Linked DNA regions of Homo sapiens: region 2 is linked to region 1. The links are chromatin loops, found by intact Hi-C in ENCODE. Cell type or tissue: endothelial cell of umbilical vein. All regions are shown on one strand. Links, peaks and the distances in the headings refer to the core of each region. The heading gives the core; the rest is flanking DNA.

The links. Hi-C counts contacts between places; a loop is a spot of excess contacts. Peaks named below come from ENCODE experiments on the same cell type or tissue, not always from the same donor. Only the 100,000 strongest peaks of a DNase experiment are listed, where the experiment ranks them.
Region 2: a loop joins it to region 1, with 19 times the contacts of the local background. A loop is called at or near these places in 41 of 110 quality-filtered maps.

Annotation. Positions count from the first base shown.
Region 1 is chr4:20,767,713-20,778,633 of GRCh38, forward strand. The region is part of intron 3 of KCNIP4 (potassium voltage-gated channel interacting protein 4); the gene reads right to left. Among named protein-coding and RNA genes, the nearest start is that of PACRGL, 73 kb to the left of the region's middle. In endothelial cell of umbilical vein, for the core only: a CTCF peak has its summit at 5,869 (motif pointing right); a DNase peak (open chromatin) is centred at 5,899; H3K27ac peaks cover 415 bases.
Region 2 is chr4:21,464,856-21,475,776 of GRCh38, forward strand. The region is part of intron 1 of KCNIP4 (potassium voltage-gated channel interacting protein 4); the gene reads right to left. Among named protein-coding and RNA genes, the nearest start is that of MIR7978, 5.6 kb to the left of the region's middle. In endothelial cell of umbilical vein, for the core only: a CTCF peak has its summit at 4,784; no DNase peak of the experiment used is centred there; H3K27me3 peaks cover 623 bases.

The DNA.
Region 1 (10,921 bases), core at 1,152-9,151:
CCCTAAATCATTCTGTTCTGATATGTGTCTTCTCCTCAGGATCAGAATTGTTATTAAACATTTAGAGACTTCTTCAGGATTAAAAAAAAGAATTACAGTAAGACATTTCATAGGAAAAAAAAACTAAAAGTGCTTGTGAAATAGTTATTTGGGGATCCTTTCATGATACCTGTAATGCCACATCTCTTAGGCATCTGTATATTTCACCAACTCTCACACCCATCTCTGGTGCTAAGGAGAACATACAAGGTAGTCTGCTCGGTCTATCAGTTAAAATAGTATTTAGCATGTAGTATGACAATTCAGAGATTCTCTGGCATTCTATAATTGCAGGAGAATTTTCAAAATTTAAATGACACAATCCTACAACCTGTGCTGCTGATATCACCAGATTCTGTGGACTTCTCTGCTCTCTTTAGAGTTAGTAAATACAAGGCAGGGACTAACCTTTACGATGTTTAGAATAGGGAATACTAAAAATATTTATGCTGAATGAATAAATCTTCAGTCAGTTCTTAGCTTTTAATAAATTAGAAAATGAATTTGCTCTGATAATGTCCTTCAAAACTTGGGCCTACATTTTTAGAACTCCTAAGACCAAGACCAAGATAGTCATGGGGGTTCCGATATCCCCATGATTGCCCACAATGACTATGATCGCAGAAATTAAGGGGAGATGGCTAGGATCAAGAAAAACACTTCTTATTTCAACATAAAAAGCTTAACATAGTCAAAAATTGGATTCTAAAAAGCTCATTTAAAAATTATAGGATTAACCTTTCAGTTTTCAAAGCAGAAAAGCTGATCATTAAGAACTAGAGCTGGCTATAAATTTCTGTTCTAATATGCCCAGGTGTTTGAACTCCTAGCAACTCATTTATTCCTTCTTAGTCTAAATGTTCTCATCTGATATAACAGGTAAGTAATACTAACATCACAGGTAAGCAAAAGAAATGCAAACTAAAATAGACAATGGATGAAAGAAACCCAACCAATTTTAAAAACTGAATATACTCAACATGTTGGATATTTTCTTGTTTCCAAAATCTGCATTAACTGCCTCTTCCATTTCCTGAACACACTTCTGGGGTCAAAGTGGTTAAATAGGCACTGCAGATTAAAAAAAGAAACAGCCAATGGTGGGAAAAGGCTGACCTAGATACTATCCTTGGAAAAGGAATGAGAGCTGGGTGACCAAGATTCAATTCAGCTGCAAGGATGTGGGCACATTCTGAGCCCCACGAGTTCTCAGGGTCACCCAGGATGAAGCAGAAATCCAAGGTACTAGGCAAAGGTTCTCTCCCCTTCAGTTCTGCCCTCTAACCATATGGAAGAAGGAAATCACATGAGATTTACAGCCAAAAAAAAAAAAAAAAACTGGCTCAAGTTTCAGCTCTACTACTAATGAAGAAATAATTGAAAAGTTCTGCTTTGAGTCTTAGTCTTTAAAAATGCAGGAAACAATAGCATCTTATAGTAAAGAAATGAGAACTAATTGGCATTATGTATATAAAGATTCTAGCATAATACTAAACATTCTACAAATTGTACTTATTTTTACTATTATCTCTTCAAGTAACTTAAGTTGGTTCTGCAAAAAGAGATTTTCCAAATTTTGTAGGAAAAGGCTTCCTGGGATTGGGCCCAATTCCTGAATCTTTAGTGGAATGCATGTAGAATTGTTTGATTTACGGAGACTTTTAAAAGGATTTTCCCAACTTTATCCAGAAGACAGTGTCCATTTTGTCAGGGTCTTTTAAAAATTATGATGTAGTGAAATTCTATAGGCACCCAAAACCATTTAGTGGAAAAAAAAGACAATGGTGCCCTGGGACAAAGCCTATGTATCAGTTTTCTATTGCTGCATAAAAAATGACCATAAACTTAGTAACTCTAAACAACACAAATGTATCATCTCACACTTCTGTGGGATAAAAGAGTCTGACATGGCTTAGCTGTGTGCTCTGCTCAGTCTCCCACTTAAACTGGCTATGGTTCTCATCTGGGCCTTGCAGTCCTCTTCCAAGCTCACTGAGGTTGTTGGTAGAATTCAGCTTCTGTGGTTGTAGGGCCCAGGTCCCTGTAACCTTTTGGCTGTTTACTGGGGGCTTCTCTCTCAGCTTCATTCCATCTTCAAACCAGCAAAGCAAAGGCCTGTTGAGTCCTTCTCACACTCTGATTCTCTCTGACTTCCCCTTTGGTAAAGGACTCGTGTGATTAGATCAAGCCCACAAAGATCATCTCTGTATCTTAAGGTCAACTGCCCTGAGACTTTAATTATATCTGCAAAATCTCATCACAGTAGTACCTTGCTTAGTATTTGATTGGATAACCAAGAGACAGGGATCTTGAGTGGCTGCATTTAGATATCTATTAATACCTCCCACAGCCTGCTTCTTCTGAACATCAGTTCATTTTGGTTTTCATAGCAGTTTTTGTTTAACAACAGTCTTTTTTTTACAATTATACTCACAAGTGTATCCACCACAACTCGCAACTATATTTCTTGGCACCTGCCATAGTTTAATGCGATTTGAAAAGACTATATTCTGTCAAGGCTTTAGAATCAGCAGTGTAAAGACCAGCTGTGAGGCCAAAATTCAATATTTTTTATGAGTGCTAAGAATAGTATCCCATATGCTGAGTGTTCCCCGTCTAGAGTATGTCTGCCTATATCCAGAGCAGAAATAAATTTTTTTAGATTTTACTAATTGATTAGATCACTTTCAAGTTGGCATGATATCAGCCTAATAATATTGACCAAAAAAAAAAATACCGAGTAAAGAATTCTACTTAAAAGAAACACGCAGTGTTTCAATCAGAAAGAATAAAATAAAATACAGCAGGTACTCCATATCGCAGCTGCAGCATGCACAGATTCAACTAACTGTGGCTTGAGAATACTTGAAAAAATAAAAATTAAAAATAAATAAAAAATAAGGCAGGTGCAGTGGCTCGCGCCTGTAATCCCAGAACTTTGGGAGGCTGAAGTGGGCGGATCACCTGAGGTCAGGAGTTGGAGACCATCCTGGCCAACATGGTGAAACCCCGTCTGTACTAAAAATACAAAAAATTAGCCCTGCATGGTGGTGCATGCCTGTAGTCCTGGCTACTCCGGAGGCTGAGACAGAAGAATTGCTTGAGCCCGGGAGGCAGAGGTTGCAGTGAGCCGAGATCATGCCATTGCACTCCAGCCTGGGAGACAGAGCGAGACTCCATCTCAATAAATAAATAAATAAACAAACAATATGAATGAAAAACAATATAACAACTATTTACACAGCATTTCCATGTATTAGTTATTATAAGTAATCTAGAGATGATTTAAAGTACATGGGAGGATGTATAGGTTATATGTAAATACTACACCATTTCATATAACGAGACTTAAGTATCCCCAGATTTTGGTATCCATGGGGGAGGGTTCTGAACCCAGTCCCTCAAGAATACAGAGAGATGACTGCATGGAGATGATGGTATACACATATGTTCATATATATATACATGGTTGTATAAAGCCTTTTTATTCCCTGAAGATTTAAAAAAATCTATTCTCTCCCAGTCTGATTTCTGTCACCTACTAAATTGGCTAGATTCTGGCCCCTTGATAACTTCATTTAGACTATGATTTCTGGACTCCTTATGTGAGATTACACATTTTCCTCATGTGTAAGCCATTTTTTATTGATCTTTTTTGTTACTTATAGTCAAAAGCATTCTAACATAAGCTACAACCTTCTTGTCCTTGTATTACACCTTTCTACAGAAAGAGAAAATAAAAATGAGTTGAGTTTACAGGTTGCTGACAAGTTTGGTGAAATGTCTGCTGGAGAAAGAGGTGTCGTCTATAGATTACGGTGGTGGGTGCGCATATGCAGGTCCAGATTTTTGGAGAACGTCTTTTAAAGTCTATCCAAAGACACTTTGAGAAAGCATAGGAATTGGGGGTGAATAAAACTCACTTTTTTTTTTTTTGAGACAGAATCTCGCTCTGCCGCCCAGGCTGGAGTGCAGTGCTGCGATCTCGGCTCACTGCAAGCTCCACCTCCTGGGTTCAAGTGATTCTCCCGCCTTGGCCTTCCTAGTAGCTGGGACTACAGGCACCCGCCACCAAGCTCAGCTAATTTTTTTGTATTTTTAGTAGAGACGGGGTTTCACCGTGTTAGCCAGGATGGTCTCGATCTCCTGACCTCGTGATCCAGCCAGCTTGGCCTCCCAAAGTGCTGGGATTACAGGTGTGAGCCACTGTGCCCAGCTGAATAAAACTAAATTTAATGATCATTCGTGGTCTGCTGGGCACTGAGCCATGTGGTGTAGGAGATACATGTTCTCATTAAATCCCTGAGAAGTAGAAAAGGTAGATGTTTTACCACACAATGTTTAAGAAATGAGCACAGGGAGGTTTAAAGAACTTTCCCAAGGTCAGTGGGACTGGGATTTGAACTTGAGTTTGACTGCAAATCTTTCACATCTTCCTAAGCTTGAAAGGTGAGTGCACCTGCGGGGGGAAAAGTTAACTAAGGGGTAACTTTTATCCCAATGTCTTTCAATCCTATTAATCACTAAAACACAAAGTATTCGTTATTTGTTCAACACGTATTCATATACCAAGCACTTGACTACGCACAGGAGCGTAACGGTTAATCAACAAGCATGGCCCTCATCCAAAGGAGCTTACTACGGAGGAAGCAGTCAGTATTCAAATACTGACATCAATAAATATATTGAAACCCTCAGGGCAAAGCAGCATGAAAACTTGAATTGTTTTTTACAAATAAATTGAAATGTCCCAGGTGAGGGGTTGGAGGATAGGACCTCAAGTTGTCTGGTCATCTGCTTTGGTGAGGCAGGTTCAGGACAGGTCAGATTCAGCTCTAAATACATTTTATACATTTTATTATACATTTTGTTCCCTTTCTCTCTCTCTTTCTTTCTTCTTTTTTTTTTCTTCCGAGTTTCGCTCTTGTCTCCCAGGCTGGAATACAATGGCACAATCTCGGCTCACTGCAACCTCCATCTCCTAGGTTCAAGCGATTCTTCAGCCTCAGCCTCCTGAATAGCTGGGATTACAGGCGCCCGCCACGACGCCCGGCTAATTTTTTGTATTTTTAGTGGAGACGAGGTTTCACCATGCTAATCTCGAACTCCTGACCTCAGGTGATCCGTCCACTTCAGCCTCTCAAAGTGCTGGCATTACAGGCGTCAGCCACCACACCCGGCCCCTTTCCCTTTCTTATTGCCATTCTGAGAAAATACTAGTTTGTCCCTCTTGCACAAGTTTTTCCCTCAGTGAGCTACCATTTCCAGGAGCAGCCCTGAGTCTCTGAAGTTAAAGAAAAAAAAAAAAAGTTTAGTCTGCTTAATTAAGTTCTTGTTGCAAAACTTTCTTAGTTATTACTCTCAGTTGTAGCTTTTGGAATCTAACAGCCCCTCGCTTATGAGCCACTCATATCACTTACTAGCCTGGAACTTTGAATAAGTTACTAAACTTCTTCAAGCTGGATTTTATCATCACTCATTTATGCAGGACGTATTTTTGAAATTGTTGCAATTGTTGCAAATACTTGAGAAGTTTCCACCCTCCTTTGCCTTCTCCTAGTGCTTCTTCAGAGGCTATGAAGGGAACAATTATCAAGGGTCACGGTAGCTGCCTAAAAGGAACCTGTGTCTAGTACTTCAGTGCTTCCGAGCTCTCAGGTGGGACAGTAAAGCCTCTGTCTCCTCTCCATGCCAGGCAAAATGACCCAAAAGGAAACTCCCGGGCCTGTTGACTCTGAGCAAGCTGGGGCAGAACGCTTCCGAGGGCTCTCTGGAGCTCAGACGGCGCTCAGCGTGAGTTGGACCAAACATTCTTAGGGTTGTATCATCATAATGAGGCACAAGGGGGCAGTAGTGTCCTCCATGATAGCTAGAAAAGCGATTTCCAGTTCTTTTTCTTAAGGGATTGTTCTTTTCCTAAGCTTGGTGCCTGTCTGGGTAAATTTCTTTCAAGAAGGCTATTTCCTTTTTATGAACGGTGACAGCCTCATTCCTACATTAGATAATTTAAAAAATTAACTATTTCTGGGAATGGGGCCCAGAGACTCTGATCTCCATTTTGGATATTACATTTGGTGTACGTCAGTCTGAATTCACAATCACTTTTTTGGCAGTTGGGCCACCTTTAATTTAGTCACCAAAAACTTGTAGATCTTAGAAAACAAATAAGCAAGACAACGCCACTAAAGTTCCAAAGCTTGAGTCTGAAAACCTTCTGAAATTGTTAAGTGTATGTGGGCTCTGGAGTCAAAGCTGCTTGAGCCTGCTTTGCTGTTTAACAGGGGAACATTTTAAACCTTTAAGATGAAAATAATGATACTACCCTATCTGGAGGTTATTATGAGGCTTAAATAAAGATAACCCATGCACAATGTCTAGCGTCGTGCCTGGATGTATAAACACCCAGTACACATTCCCCATGGAGGAAATTATTTCTACAATGATGCTCGTTCTGAACCTGTTAGCTTTTGTCATGTTTTCATGTAATATGGGATATTATGTTTATCCTTGTTAAATACCATCTGCTTATTTAATTTCAGAGGATTTTCAGAATATCACACCAGTGTTCCACTTCCTTAGTTATTACTCTCAGTTTTGTAGCTTTTAGAATCTAACAGCCCCTTCCTTATGAGCCACTCATATCACTTACTAGCCTGGAACTTTGAATAAGTTACTAAACTTCTTCAAGCTGGATTTTATCATAATTAATTAATGCAGGACATGTTTTTGAAAGCATATTATATGTCAGAGAGTGTAAGAAGAAATGGAGCTAAAACAATCAAGACAGATGAAGTCCCTCCTGGAGTTTGATGACTATCAGAGAAGTCACACATAAAACAAAGTTCTGTGTAAATAACCATTCAGTTACAGTTGCGATAAGTGCTACAAACCAAGTATGGAAGGTCTAATTTATAGGGAAGACTTCCCTGAGGATGTGACATTTAAAGAGGGACCTGAAGGATAAGTAAAAACTAGCAGGAGATATTGCTGGGGAAGAGGCAAAGGAACCCTGTGTACAAAAACCTGTGATGTGATCAATGACTAAAGAGATGGCAAATGTGCCTGGGGAGTGTGGTCTGAGACAAGGTTGGTTAATTTGGGGCCTGCTAGTTACATTAAGAATCAAGGTCTTTGCCATTCACAAGATAGGTATCATATACCTGTTTTTCAGAGCTCTGGAGAGAATTAAGAGATGATTTACATCAAGTGCCCAGCACAATCCCAATCGCATTCTAAACACTCAGCATCCCTCTCTTTTCTGTTTACTCTACCAGAGTTGAATTTTTACCTCTGGTTTATTATTTATTCAATACGTAATTATTTAGCGTCTACTGTGTATCAGGCTCTCTGTTATAAACTGAACAAACAAAAGGGGAAAAGCAGACATGGTCTTGCCTTTATAGAATCTCTCCACTGATGAGCTATTATGTTCTTTGTGCATATGAATTTATTTCAAGGGAACAATAGTTTCAACATATATGGCGATTAAAATCTTGTGCTCCTATCTCCAAAAATTAAAAGTAAATAAAAGCAAGCAAGCAAGCACACAGAATAAACTCACATTGCCATGGATTGCAATGTAAATAACTCAAGATTATGAACTTGTATGTAGGAGTTACTTCTGCATGTTTCTTTGCTTTTGCTAATGATTAATAATAACGAGTCCAGGCCAGACACAGTGGTTCATGCCTGTAATCCCAGCACTTTGGAAAAACAAGGCAGGAGGATTGCTTGAGGCCAGGAGTCCAAGGCCATCCTGGGCAATATAGTGAGACTCAGTTTCTTAAAAAAAAAAAAAAAAAAAAAAGTTAGCCAGGAGTGGTGGCATACACCTTTTGTCCTAGCTACTCAGGAGGCTGAGGTGGGAGGATTGCTTGAGCCCAAGAGTTTGAGGCTGCAGTGAGCTATGATTGCTGCTGCACTCTAGCCTGGGCAACAGAGAGAGACTGTCTTCAAAATAAATAATTAAAAAGAATAATGATGATTGTTTTTACAGTATATTCTTGCACATGGTACAGATGGTTAGAATAAATCTCTGTACTACTGAAAGTGCTAATAAGTCTCCATTATATTATCTTAGGGGCTAAGTATCCTTCAGGAGGGCAGAAAGACTCCCAGCTATTAGGTGTATCTAAACCCCACATGGCTATGTTTACCCTGAAACTGAGGCAGTCTAACTCTTATTCCTTTCTGTTTACCTGTTTTAATATATTGCATATTTATCTATTTAATATATACAAATGTTGTCTTCTGATAAAGGTCCAGAAATTCCAGGCATATAAAAGAGCTTCAAATCCCAACAATTCTACCACATTCACTTTTCATTTCCATCTGCACATTTTTCATTTTTAGAGCTCATGGATAGTCTAGACATTTATTTGCAAATATTATGAAGGTATTATTTCAATCAGCAAGGGATTCTCTTCAAAACTTATATGAGCTTATGGTAACAATTCTTATTCTCTCTAGTGAGGCATAAAGCTAAAAGTTTTATGTTTTTGCCCCGTAAGGAAGGAAAAACAATGCATGTTTTTGTTTTTTTCTAGTATCTCACAGATATTTTCATTTCCTGGTTTACCAGTTGTTAACCTTAATGCATCCCAGAAGGAGATTAATATTTGGATTTAAATAATAGGAGCTCTACTTTCGGTTTCTTGTTATCTTTGCTGGGAGATGAGAAGTCTGGGGTGGTTTATTCTCTGTACAACCTCTCAAAATTGTACTATAGACCAACATACTGAGGAAGATAAGGAGCAATCCCTCCAGTACTTACAATGCTCATATGAAAATAGATGATTTTCTGAAAGAATTAGAATGCTATATTTTATTAATTGTTTCTAGTTAGACTTTAATTCCAACAACTAATATCTCCTTCTTTAAGAATGATTTCCCTAATTCTACCGTTAGGAAATTATTTAATTCTACCATAATTATGTTTTATTTTTTTCCATTTTATGCCACTGTGCCAGGCACTGTCCATTTTATGACATATTTGTGTCAGCTTAACAAATCTAGCTCATCAGTTCAGAATCAACAATGAACCAAATATTACTGTAGATTATATGTTAATACATAGGAGCACAGTTATTACATGTATAACTATTTCTCCATTTTGTGACCATTATAGGGTAATTATGAATAGATGAAGGCATGATTACTTTAGATCAAAACACAGGCAAAAAAAATGGATCTTCTTTGGGGAAATGTTTTATGCTATAGACTGAAAGTGTGTGTGGCCTCCAAATTCATATGTTGAAACCTAATCTCCATTATGATCATATTGGGAGGCGGGGTCTTTGGGAGGTGTGTTAGTTCATTCTCAGGCTGCTATAAAGAACTGTTCAAGAATGGGTAATTTATAAAGAAAAGAGGTTTAATTGACTCATAGTTCCACAGGGCTATAGACGCCTCAGAAAACTTAGGGCAGAAAGGGAAGAAAACATGTCCTTCTTCACATGGCAGCAGAAAGGAGAAGTGCCAGGTGAAGGGGGAAAGCCCCTTATAAAACCATCAGCTCTTGTGAGAACTCACTCACTATCATGAGAATAGCATGGGGGCAACTGCCCCCATGATTCAATTACCTCCCACTGGATCCTTCCCAGAACACATGGGGATTATGGGAACTACAATTCAAGATGAGATTTGGGAAGGGACAGAAAGCCTAACTGTATCAGGAGGTGATTAGGTCATAAGACTTAAGTTTTTAATGAATAGGATTAATGTTCTTATAAAAGAGGCCCAAAGAGCTGCTGTGCCTCCTCCGCCAAGCCCTAGTGACATAATGGAAATATGGTCTTCCATGAACCAGGAAGAGGGACTTTACCAGTAACCAAATCTGTCAGCACCTCGATCCTGGACTTCCCATCCTCCAGAAATGTAAGAAATAAATTTCTGTTGTCTATAAGCCACCCAGTTTATGGTAATTTGTGACAGTGGAGGTTGTAGATTACAGAGAAAAAGTGGAGGTTGTAGATTGCAGAGATGAATTAGTGTAGTTTATGAAACCATGAAGTTTGACGTTCCTGAGGGATATCCCAGAGAAGTTGGGAAACCAGTAATTAGAAAGGAGTTTGGAACTCAGGTCAGAGGTCAAAGCTTACAGCTATCAGTTTGTGCTCCTTTAGCACATAGGTATAGAGATCTCCCAAGGAAAATACCTAATGAAGAAAACCAGGGAGCTGAATGCACAGCCTTGGTGGGAAGCTACATTTAAAAAACAGGAATGGGATAAGCAGTCCATGAAGACCAGGATAAAGTAGACAGAGAGGTACAAGGAGAAGCCGTAGATTATATCAAAGGAACCAAGGAAGAAGAGGCATTCAAGTAACTCAAGGCCTCCACTCCCAAACTCAGCAGAGACTTCAGTTAGGTCCAGAGAAGTCACAGGAGAAAGTGTTAGTAGCATAGACTCTGAAACAGGCTGTGTAGGCTTGCATCTAGTCTCCACTACTCACACTAGCTGTGTTTCTTAAATTCTTTGTGCCAGTTTATTAATTTACTTGTGCCTCACTTGCCTTATCTGTAAAATGGGACTAATAGTATACTTACCCCATAGAGTTAATACAACCATAACATTGACCAATATTTGTAGAACCTTAAATTCTTAACTCATAGTTAGAATTAAATATATTTATTGAATTTAAATCAAGCAATTCATAGATGTCAAGATTGGAAACTATTCAGTGGATTTGCAAATGAAATGTAGTTTTGACACACACACAAATCAGTACAAGGAAAACTGGGGAAATCTGAATAAGATCAGTGGATTACATCAATGTGAGTAACCTGATTTAATATTGTACTGCAGCTTTACAAGATGATACTACTGGGGGAAATGGTACCTGGTGACCTCCTTGGACTATTTCTTACTATTGCATGGCAA
Region 2 (10,921 bases), core at 1,346-9,345, 700 kb after region 1:
CAATGCATCCATCTCACTTACTCATTTCTCATAAAAGTAATATGAGTAACACCCCTCTACGACCATGGAAAAAGTGGCTATTTTTGATTCCTCTGATTCAATAGATCACTGTAGAACATGAAGTCACCAAATATTCTTGTGTAAGAGCTCTCTGAAAATTAATCTTGACAGGATTGTTGGGGGATTACTGGCACAGGTGTAGACTGCCAGGCTGTCTCTCCTGCTTTGCACATAGCCTTTTTTGAGTATAAATAGAAGAAGAACATTACTGCTTTCTGCTATTTCAGGAAAGAACACACCCATTTATTTAGTCATTCATAAGCACTGAGTTGAATGCCTACTGTAAGACAAGCCCTAAGAGTACTTATAGTAAACATACACTTGATTCTACTATGACATAAAATCCAGAATCTGATGGCCAATCCTACTGACAGCAGCTAAGAGTAAGAACTTGACATGCTCAGCAGGTACATAAGATATACTTTCCAGATCAATGCTGGATTATGAATGCTTTCTGTCCACAGGATTCTCTACATGCTCCTTTCCTTACCTCCATCAATTTCTGATGTGGGCAAGAAGGATTGTTGTACCCAATAACTGAGTCTACAAACTCAACTCTCTTCATTATGTCTAGGGCAATGCCCAGTGTCCTAAGACCACCAGTTGCAACCTCCTACAATAACCCCATTACATTGGCTAATTTTGTTGATATATCTGAATACATACATATCTGACTATAAAACATGACTCTGAAACTTACTAGATATTGGACATTGACTTGTTCGCCTAACTTCTCCAAGCTTTCTCAGTCTTTTAATTTGGAGACCAGGCATGAAAAATATTTATTTCACAGAATTGTAGTGAGGGTTAAATATTTAAGATAAGGTACCTGACACATAGTGGGCACTCTCCAAGAGTGGTAGCTTAAAACATGCAAATAACAATTCTTGGCTCCTTATTCTGTGCTCTGGACTTACATGTGAGTTCTCAGCTAGGAGTTAAGGCTCATTCTGAAACTAAGCTAGTGACCTGGTCCTTCATGTGCTCCAGCACCTGCAAACAACGTGTATACTCTTCCCTGGAGCAAGAACACCAAAGAAGTGAGGTGGAGTGCTTCCTTCTTTTAGTCCTCTAGTTGTCAGCTGGAATACTGACTGCTATGAATGAACTGACCACCTGGTACTATGCTTCTGGTGGTCATTATCATCCAGCCCTTACAACACACAAGTTCACTATGCTCTACCCACTACCCCTAGAGATCAGGATCATTGTCCTCAGGCCTGTCCTGCCTAGTTCTTTTGCTTCCTCCTTTTCCCATTTGTTCAGGGTATTAAAATCCCAAAACCCTGCAAGACTCTGCCCAGTCAAATTATGAACACTAAACACCGAACTCCAAAGTCTAACCCACAATGTTTATAGTATGCTGTGGATACATCTGACTTATATTAAGACACTTCAGGGAACTTATGTGACTCAACACTCAATGCTGACCAAGATGGCCCCCTAATCTAGGCCAGATGGCAAACTGATCATTAACTTCATTCTGATGGACTTGTTTTCCCCAAAATGAGCTGTTATAATTAATCCTCTGTTATCTGGCATTTTATCAACAAATATCATTCATTAACTAACATTTTCCCTGCCAGTTCAACTACAATTAATTATCACAATGATAAGCTGTGGCACTAAGGGATTCTGAAATCATCTCAGGATTCAGAGAGTGACAGAAAGAGAATAAGAGAGAGAATGAGAGACAGCAAGAGAGAGAGGTCAAATCATGCTCAGTAGAATTTTAATATTAAGGGTATAAAGCATTGCTTCTGCAGTGTCCTGGAAACCCCATCCCATTTATACAAATGCCCCAGATAACGTCTCCTAATGGGGCTGTCATGTAATATATAGAAAATCAACATACTTTAGAGTTGGCTGAATTTCTTCAGCAAGCATGGCCTCATCCCCACCCTACAATCGCAGTACCCCATCCCTGGCATAGGTCAAGTCCATAGAGGTGAAGCAAATCTATCTAATCCTGGCAGAGACAATATATCACTCAGTATCATTGTATTTACCATCCTACACTTTAAAAGAAAACAAACTCCTTACCCTGATCCTACAGCTTTTCAGAATGATTAAAAATCTTTTCTGAAATATGTCATGGCCAGAATCTCAATGAAAAAAATGTGACAAACCAAAACCAAACCAAACCAAACCAAAACAAACACACACACACACACACACACACACACACACACACACACACACAAAACAGAACATAATAAAACAAACTGGATACAACAACTTTTCTTCTGGGTTTTGGAATTAATTTTTACTTCTTAAGGATTGTTAACTTCAGCAATGGGATGAGTGCCCCATTTGGTACATGGTAGGCATTGAAGGCATTTTGGTTTGTTTGTATAACAAGAGTTAATAAAAAAATGTAGGTTTCCTGCAGCCAACTTCCAAAAATATATAATAAATATTTGAATGATACGTGTTTCCAAGTTGGAAGCGGTCTGTTTTTCTGGATTTGAGTCTGTTGTAGGAGCTACACGCAGCCTGCCTCATTGCTCACAACACTACACCACAACTGTGTGGTTGACGCTGGAACTGTGGCAATGGAGCCACTTGAGGGCTACGGGGTTAGGCAGAGTAAATGAACCGGCCTCAAAACCAAGGCCGTCTCCCTCTGCAAAAAGATAAAAGGAAGGAAGCAACAAAAGGTGGATATCTTCATAAAAACATTCTCAGATAGAGCATCTCATGTAATTCACAGCAGACACGCCAAGACATGATAAGATTCTTGTTATTGGGATTTTAATGATCCCAGAGTCCTGCTGCGTCAGTGTCCTGTCATATCAGCTCTGTGGCTTTTGGAAAAAAAGAGCATGGTGTTTTCTGAAAGTCGGAAGGCCATTGTGACTCATTTCTGAGACTCTCTCCCACTTAGGTATATCAAATAGGTATGCTGCTTTGATCAGGTTAAATTTTTAAAGCCCAAGGGCACTGAGGATGTGGCCATGTTAATAATGCAGAGCCGCAAAAACTTTAGGAAATATCCTGTTATCCCATCAGTGTGGGCAGCAAGCCTTGGGTAGCACCAGCAAACCCTGAGAGATCCTGCCAGATGGAAAGCTGGCACTGATGGGAACAAATTCTGCCCCAGAGGATCTTCTTTGAGAGTAACCCTTAGGGCAAATGGATCACTCTGCAAAAAGCTTACTGGAGAAATATAGGGGTAGGTAATCACATGTTTGATTTCTTGCAATCCAGGTTCCAAGCTCAAGAAAACCTATTCCCAGATATAAAGTCAAAAAGAGAGAATAAAGCCAAAAACTAGGATGAAGGAGAATGATCACATAGTTACTAAAAGAATTAAAATGTACAAGGAAAGACAATAAACATCAGAAAGGAAGAAGAAGAGAATAAATGTGTGAAAAAGACCTGAGATCAGGCCCTTGATTAGCAGGGAGAAAAGAATCTGAACAAGGCAAGTAAGGGAACCCCTACTGCAAGGTACTGCCTCGGTACCGGAGCACAGCAGGCAAGAAAGACTGCTCGCAATCTCCAAAGAAAACATTTCAGAACAAGAGAAAATGAGGTAAGTTGTGCTTTCATCGCTTGCATTACGCGGCGGACCCAAGTTCGCTTGAATGGTAAACGAGCGATGATTTGTAATAAACGGTTTAGGCTGTGGGGTTGGCTCTTCAGTCCTAACACAGTCCCACTCTCTGGGGACGAGTCATACTAGTGGCCACATGCCTTATAGGATTTGGTGTCACCCAGAGAAAGAGAAAAAAATCTAAGACAAGCATCTCTCATTGTCACTATTAATAGGAACTTAGAGACTGATTTTTGGATCACTTGCTCTTAAACTGTATTCAGATGTTGTGAAACTGGCTGGCTGACAAATCTAATCAAATTAACTCCACCTTAAAGCAAAACCCTGTTTCGCTTTTTTGCTAGCGCACTTTTTTAATTATTCAAGCAAAACAGCTTTCTTATTCAATTTGAAATCTGTATTTGTGCACAAGTTTGTCTCACATTGCTCAACATCATCTATTAACTGTTTACACACAGCAGTGATTCTCCAAAACTATTTTTGATCTTCTAAACACATATTTAAAACACATACAAACAGAAGAAAACACTCTGAAATAAAATACACTTTATTCTATTATATTATTATATACACTATTTTATTTATTTATGTTATTATTATTTTTCTTTGAGACAGGGTCTCACTCTGTCTCCCAGGCTGGGATGAAGTGGTGCAATCGTGTCTCACTATAGCCTTAACCTCCTAGGCTCAAGTGCTCCTCCCATCTCAGCCTCCCAAGTAGCTGGGACTACAAGCACGTGCCACCATGCCTGGCTATTTTCTTCCCCCACCATATTACCCAGGTTTGTCTCAAACTCCTGGGCTCCAGTGATCTGCCAGCCTTGGCCTCCCAACATGTTAGGATTATAGGTATGAGCCACCGCACCTGGCCAATATACATTATTTTTATCATAACCAATCCTCCCTTTTTAAAATTTCCTCTGAGACTTCTTCCCAAGTTAATCATCAATTACTACAGAGTAAATTTTTTCAAGGGGAAAAAAGTCCTTCTATTTCAAATATACTATGAAATAATATCTTCATCTTAAAAACATGATTACAAGCATCTTTTAAAATATTATCCTTTCCTTTCAATGAAAACGTTTTGTACAAATAACTTGGGAAACAAAAATGCTTTTCCTGGTCAAGTAGGGATTTTTTTCAGACAGCTCCTCTGCTGCCCTCTAAAGTTCAAGAAAAACATAACAGCTCTACTTTGCAGACAGCATTTTTTTTCCACTGAAATACCAGGATTCTCTAAACTTCAAAGATAATTGGACTCATTAGTCTCTGCTCTCAATACAGTGTGGCCAGGCACGTCTGCTCAAAGTGTACATGTGATAATACCGAAATTAAAAAAAAGCTTAAAGGGCAGGTGTTGATGGTATTTTTAATGCCATTGCTACTAAATGTGTCCCTATGATTCATGTGTTACTACACAACATAATCATGTAAATAGCCAGAATTTTATGTTTGGAAAATAATCCATAACTTTTGGGATGTTCATAATTTGTGTTTTGCGCTTTTCTGTTAACTACGCCACAATTGTGGCCGAAATATAATAAAAATGAGGACAGTAGGCATAATATTGGGACTGTCTGCTAAGAAATAATACATAAAGCTATGACTCAGAAAGTGATGTATGTTGCTTCCTGAACTCACCCACTTTAATGACAGAGCCAGGGCCTTGACATCGGGACAGATTATTAGAACGTGAAGGTTGGTACTGCCGGTTCAGAGAAAGGAGGCAAGAGATTAGCAAAAAGCAGGCTGTATAATGACTAGTCTGGAGTGGAGAAGGGAGGGAGATTAGCTCCTTTCTGTTCTTTATGTTAGGGACAAGGCAGAGAGCAAAAGAAGAAAAGAGGAAAGGAGAAAGGGAAGAAAGGAAAGAGAGAAGCAAGAGGCAGGGAAGAAAATGCAATATAGAATATTCATTGAGCCTCTTCTTTGAACTAAGTACTTTAACTTGTTCACAATAATCTTGTAACATGCTACTCTCTGTTCTACAGATGAGAAAATTGAACTTCAGGAAAAATAGATAATGTGGTTTAGTTGTACAGGTTGTGTACAGTGCAGCCAAGTGCAGAAAGGAAAGGCAAATGCACTAGACATTGCTTCCTCTGCACTTCTCTATGCTTTAACCAAATAACCTTCTGAGTTCCAGCTAGGGAGCTGGCAGGAGAGATGAAGAAGCATATGAAAAAATAAAGAGAGGCACACAGTCACAGACAAGAAGGAGGATTAAGGGTAATTACAACCCCAAAGAGCTTGTGGTGACTCACTAAAAAGCCACAGGGAGAAGCAGTTAGTTACAAGAGAATTCTTGGCCAAACGCCCAATTCAAGGGCCAGCTGTTGATAATTTAACAAAAAAAAAAAAGTCCTCTTTGAAAACCTAAAATCATTAGAGAAGTACTTTTCACTTCAGCTCTGCATCAGCAGTTAGTTTGGATCAGCAGCCAGGATGGGGCATTAATGCTTTAGGTAGAGGGGGTCTCAAAATATGGCTCTTGGATCAGCAGCATCAGCATCTTCTAGGGATTGGTATAAACATAAATTCTCAATGCTCTCCCTACCTCCAGGCTCACAAAATAGGCATATCTAGGGGTGGGGTCTAGAAATCTCTGTTTTAACAAGGCTTGCAGGAGATTGTGGTGCATGCTTAAATTTGAGAACTAGGTTTGTATAAGTCCTTTAATTTGTTTGGCAAGTACTCTCTGTGGCTTTTACTATCAAGGCAAGTTTGAGAAGTTCTGTTTTTAGGAATTGAGGAAAAACTTTTGCCCTAGGCCCACTGAAAAATGCTTCCTTCCTCTGGAGAAAGCGATAGTAATTCAGATTCTCTTCCCTCATTTCAGCTGTGGATTCATTGAAATTAGGGCAGTAGAGTACTAATTCCCAGAGTCCTAATAAATTTGACTTCCTACTTCTGGGTGGAGGAACAGAATTGGGAGAGTTGCAGAAGCTAGGGAATTAAGAGAATAATAATTAGCAAATTTTATCGGAATCTTTATCTCTGTATTTCAGTTCTAGAAATTGAGTATTTTATATATTTTATCATGATTATATAAATGGAGCTAAATGAGTTTCCTGAAATTTACATTTTATGCACAGAAAACAGGCTCTGCCAATATTTATATGTTCTAGTTCCTATAGATTGTAGAGAAAGGGGAATGAGACAGTAAACAATGGGCTTAATTTCCTTTTCAACAGGGCTTCATAATTCAGTATCAATCTTGTGGAACAGATATTCCCATTTCACAGGTGAGGAAACTGAGTCTTCTCTGGCTACCTACTCAGCTATGGGCAAGATTCAAAAAGAATTCCTCCATCCCTGGATTTTAAATTCAAATGAGAGGACCTATGGTATCCCTTTGGGGTCAGAAAATACATCATACTTTATTTTATGTCCCTAATAATATCTGGTAAAACATCTGACAAACCATTTAATCGATTTCTAAATAAAAATATTCTTCTTTCTTTTTATTGGTTGCATTTGGAGAAAGAAAACAAATACTTCATGAACTGAAATGTATCTGCATCTTTTCTTGGCATGAATTCACTTTCTACTTTGTATCATCACAAAGATGACAATGTCCCATGTGGCAGAGGTGCCTTGAAGTTAACCAGAAATTCCTGAAGCTTTTTCCATAATGTAGAGTTGTTGCTGGGAATGGCTGCCCAGTCAGGGACTACATTCCTAGGCATCTTTCCTAGGGATCTATAACAAATTCTTGTTAATGGAATGAGAGTAGACACAATGTGTGTCACATTTAGGGTGGAGCAGATAAGAAGCAAGCATTACCTCCATTTCCCAATCCACTGAGTGCAGAGGACCCCGAGATCGTAGGAGATGGTAGAGCAAATAGGGGGATAGAACCTGGAATCCTGAACCATGAGAGAGAGGAAAGTCTCCAGTCCCCCCAGAGTGCTCACAACATGAGTGAGAAAACCAATTTCATTATGTTAATTGGCTGAAATGTGTGTGTGGGGGGGTTAATATTACTACAACTATCATTACCTTAATCAGTGCATTTCATTTCTTCTCTTAGATTATCATGTTTTATGTTAGATGATGAGGTTTTTGAGGGTAGTTTCCATGTTTGGAAAAATATGGATTATATAGCTGAATCAGGAGCTGGGTTTTTCACTCATGAGTTTTGAGGAAACTGGTGTTTTTTCTTCCCCTTGGCTTCTCTTCAAGGAGATACTGATTACAATAAGTTGACTATTTGAAACGCAGTTCAGGTTATCGGTAAAATCTAGGCTATGCAGTCAGCTAGATCTGTATTCAATCCTTGGTTTTTCTCTAATTAAATGTATGAACATACTCAAACTGCCCAGTTTTTCTCCTCTTCTGCAAAATGAGTGTTAAAAATCCCTATATTCTAAGATTATTATGAAGATGAGAGTTAATATTTATAAATGCCTAGTATAGTGCCTGGCTCATAGCTAGCATTAGCCACTGGTGGTAGACTTCTAAAAATATGTCCTCTACTTTTCAGGAGAGAAATATACTATGTCAAAGCCATCAGGTTTGGTCATGTGATTTAACTTGGTCAACAACGTGTAAGCAGAAAAGATGTGTCACTTGCAAGTTGAACCTGATCTCTTTCTTTCTGACATGATGATTGGCAACGTTTCGTTAGAAATTGCTCCATTATACTGGATATCGAAATGAAGATGACTTGGAGCAAAGCCACAATTACCCTACAATAGGGCAAATGTTACTTTTGCTGCTGTAAGACATTAGGATTTGGGGACCATTTGTTACTGCAGCATAACCCAACTTTTCTGAAAAATACATAAAATATATATTTCTCAGTCAGGGAATACGGGGAAATCCTTTAAACTGTCAAATTCTCTATCGGGAACTGGGGCATCTAGCCCTTTCCCTGTCCCTCCCACCTTGCCTCCTAAGAATGACTAATAATAAAAACAGCATAGGCTTTGTCCTTGCTCCCCTTCCTGGAGAGGCTGTAAAACTCTACAAAATACAGAAAATGAAATATTTTCTGATGGTAAAAGAGTTTTTTTAAAAAATCTGAAGACAGAATCAGATCTCCATGCTGTCCTTTGGGAGTTCAGATTTTAGAAAAAGAAATTGGAGCTTTACATACATTTAACATACATCATTTAATTAGAGTATATATCTTCAGTGAGCACAAGAAAACTTTAGATAAGAGTTTCATACTTTGTAGTGAAGCAAAGTTAGTATTGGAGAAGTCTTGTGGGGAGCAACACAGAAGACTGAGAATTCTTTTTTTTTTTTTTTTAAGACAGAGTCTTACTCTGTTGCCTGGGCTGAAGTGCAGTGGCGCAGTCGTGGCTTACTGGAACTTATGACTCCTGGGTTCAAGCGATTCTCCTGCCTCAGCCTCCCCAAGAGCTGAGACTACAGACAGGTGCCACTATGCCTGGCTAATTTTTGTATTTTTAGTAGGGATCAGGTTCCACCATGTTGGCCAGGCTGTCCTCAAACTCCTGACCTCAGATGATTCACCCGCCTCAGCCTCCCAAAGTGCTGACATTACAGGCGTGAGCCACCACTCCCGGCCCAGGCAACTTAACAGAGCTGAATTCTTAACAGGGCTGAGAATTTTTAACAGGGCTGTGGAGTAACAGAACTTGATGGAAAATTGGCATCTGTGTAGAATGATTCTAAAGCTTTCAGACAAATGGCAGAATCCTAGGGTAAAAATATCACCTTTATTTTCTTTCATGAACTCTATCAGTGGAATATATTTAGCTGAATTTCTACTTAAGAGCAGGCAAGACGAAAAAAATGAAGGCCACTGAGAATTGTGTCAATTACTCTAACTTTTCTGTTATTATTATTATTGAAACTGCCACAGTGCACCTAGCAATTTGCTGCTCTATGGTCCTATTAATCCAGAGTCTGCAGATGAAAAAAGCAATGTTTTTATGCTGACTTTACTATAATCACAGTGAAACAAAAAACGATCAATTCATTGAACTCCAAATATGCCTCAGGTTATGATCTTACTTTATCGGACATTCTTTGTAACACTGAAGAGATATTTCAAAACTATAAATTGTGAAAGTCTCCCTACTCTCCCTTCCACAGTGGCTAAGACATCTTAAAAAGAAAGCCTTTCCCCAAAGCATTATCTATAGTGATCATACCTTTCTGCAGAAGCTGTCCCAGGTCAGGTAAGGAAAAAGGAAGGGGCAGAACAGAAAGGAGGGAGAGACTTCACATGAGGAGGAAACAAGCACATTAAAAATAATTAAAATCGGCCAGGCGCGGTGGCTCACGCCTGTAATCCCAGCGCTTTGGGATGCCGAGGTGGGCTGATCACAAGGTCAGCAGTTTGAGACCAGCCTGGCCAACATGGTGAAACCCAGTCTCTACTAAAAATAATAAAAAAAAAATTAGCCAGGCATGGTAGCAGGCGCCTGTAATATCAGCTACTTAGGAGGCTGAGGCAGGACAATCGCTTGAACCTGGGAGGCGGAGGTTGCAGTGAGCCGAGACTGCACCACTGCACTCCAGCCTGGACAAAAGAATGAGACTCCATCTCGAAAAACAAAAAAAAAAGACGTTAATAAAATAAATTAATTAATTAAAATAAAAATAATTATAATCAATGCTTTGTTCTATGTTGCCTACCTTATATTCTTTACAGTTTTTGTTCATACTCTCTCCTAACATATTTTTATTAGGAGTTTAACAGGCCAATATATTCTTTCTAAAATACTGTTAAAAGACACACAGGAGAATATATATATCTCTACTTTTATGTAAATCAGCTTTACCATTTTCTAAGTGTTTACACATTAGAGTTGCACTTTACTCCCAAAGGTACACTGAGTTGTATCCAGATTGATGCTAATTATCATCTTACAGATGAAACTGGGGCTTAGAGAAGATGTGACAGAAGTGAAAGCGGAGCCCAGACCACCGTACCACAGCTCATTCCACATGGAAATGCCTTTACCTACCTATGAACTGATACTCAGAGCCTGGCAACAACTTTCAACCCTCCACTCACCGACTTTTCCAAATAAAAGCAAGTTACGGGTCAAAATGTTGTCATTTGACATTAACCATTATTTAACCAATGTCCCTATAATCAAGAGACACTTAGAGCATATATTTAATGTTGATCACCCTTGGCACACTGTTCAAAGACCAGTTCAGGATGATGAAAATCAAGTTCTCATTTTCAGGCCTTACAAAACTATACTCTGGAACAGTCCTCGAAATGCAAATTTGGCTATATCGCAGCTACAGAGATGAAAGCTTTGTGAAACTCTGATATTCTAGTTAAAGACTATTCATATCCATTTCTAGAGT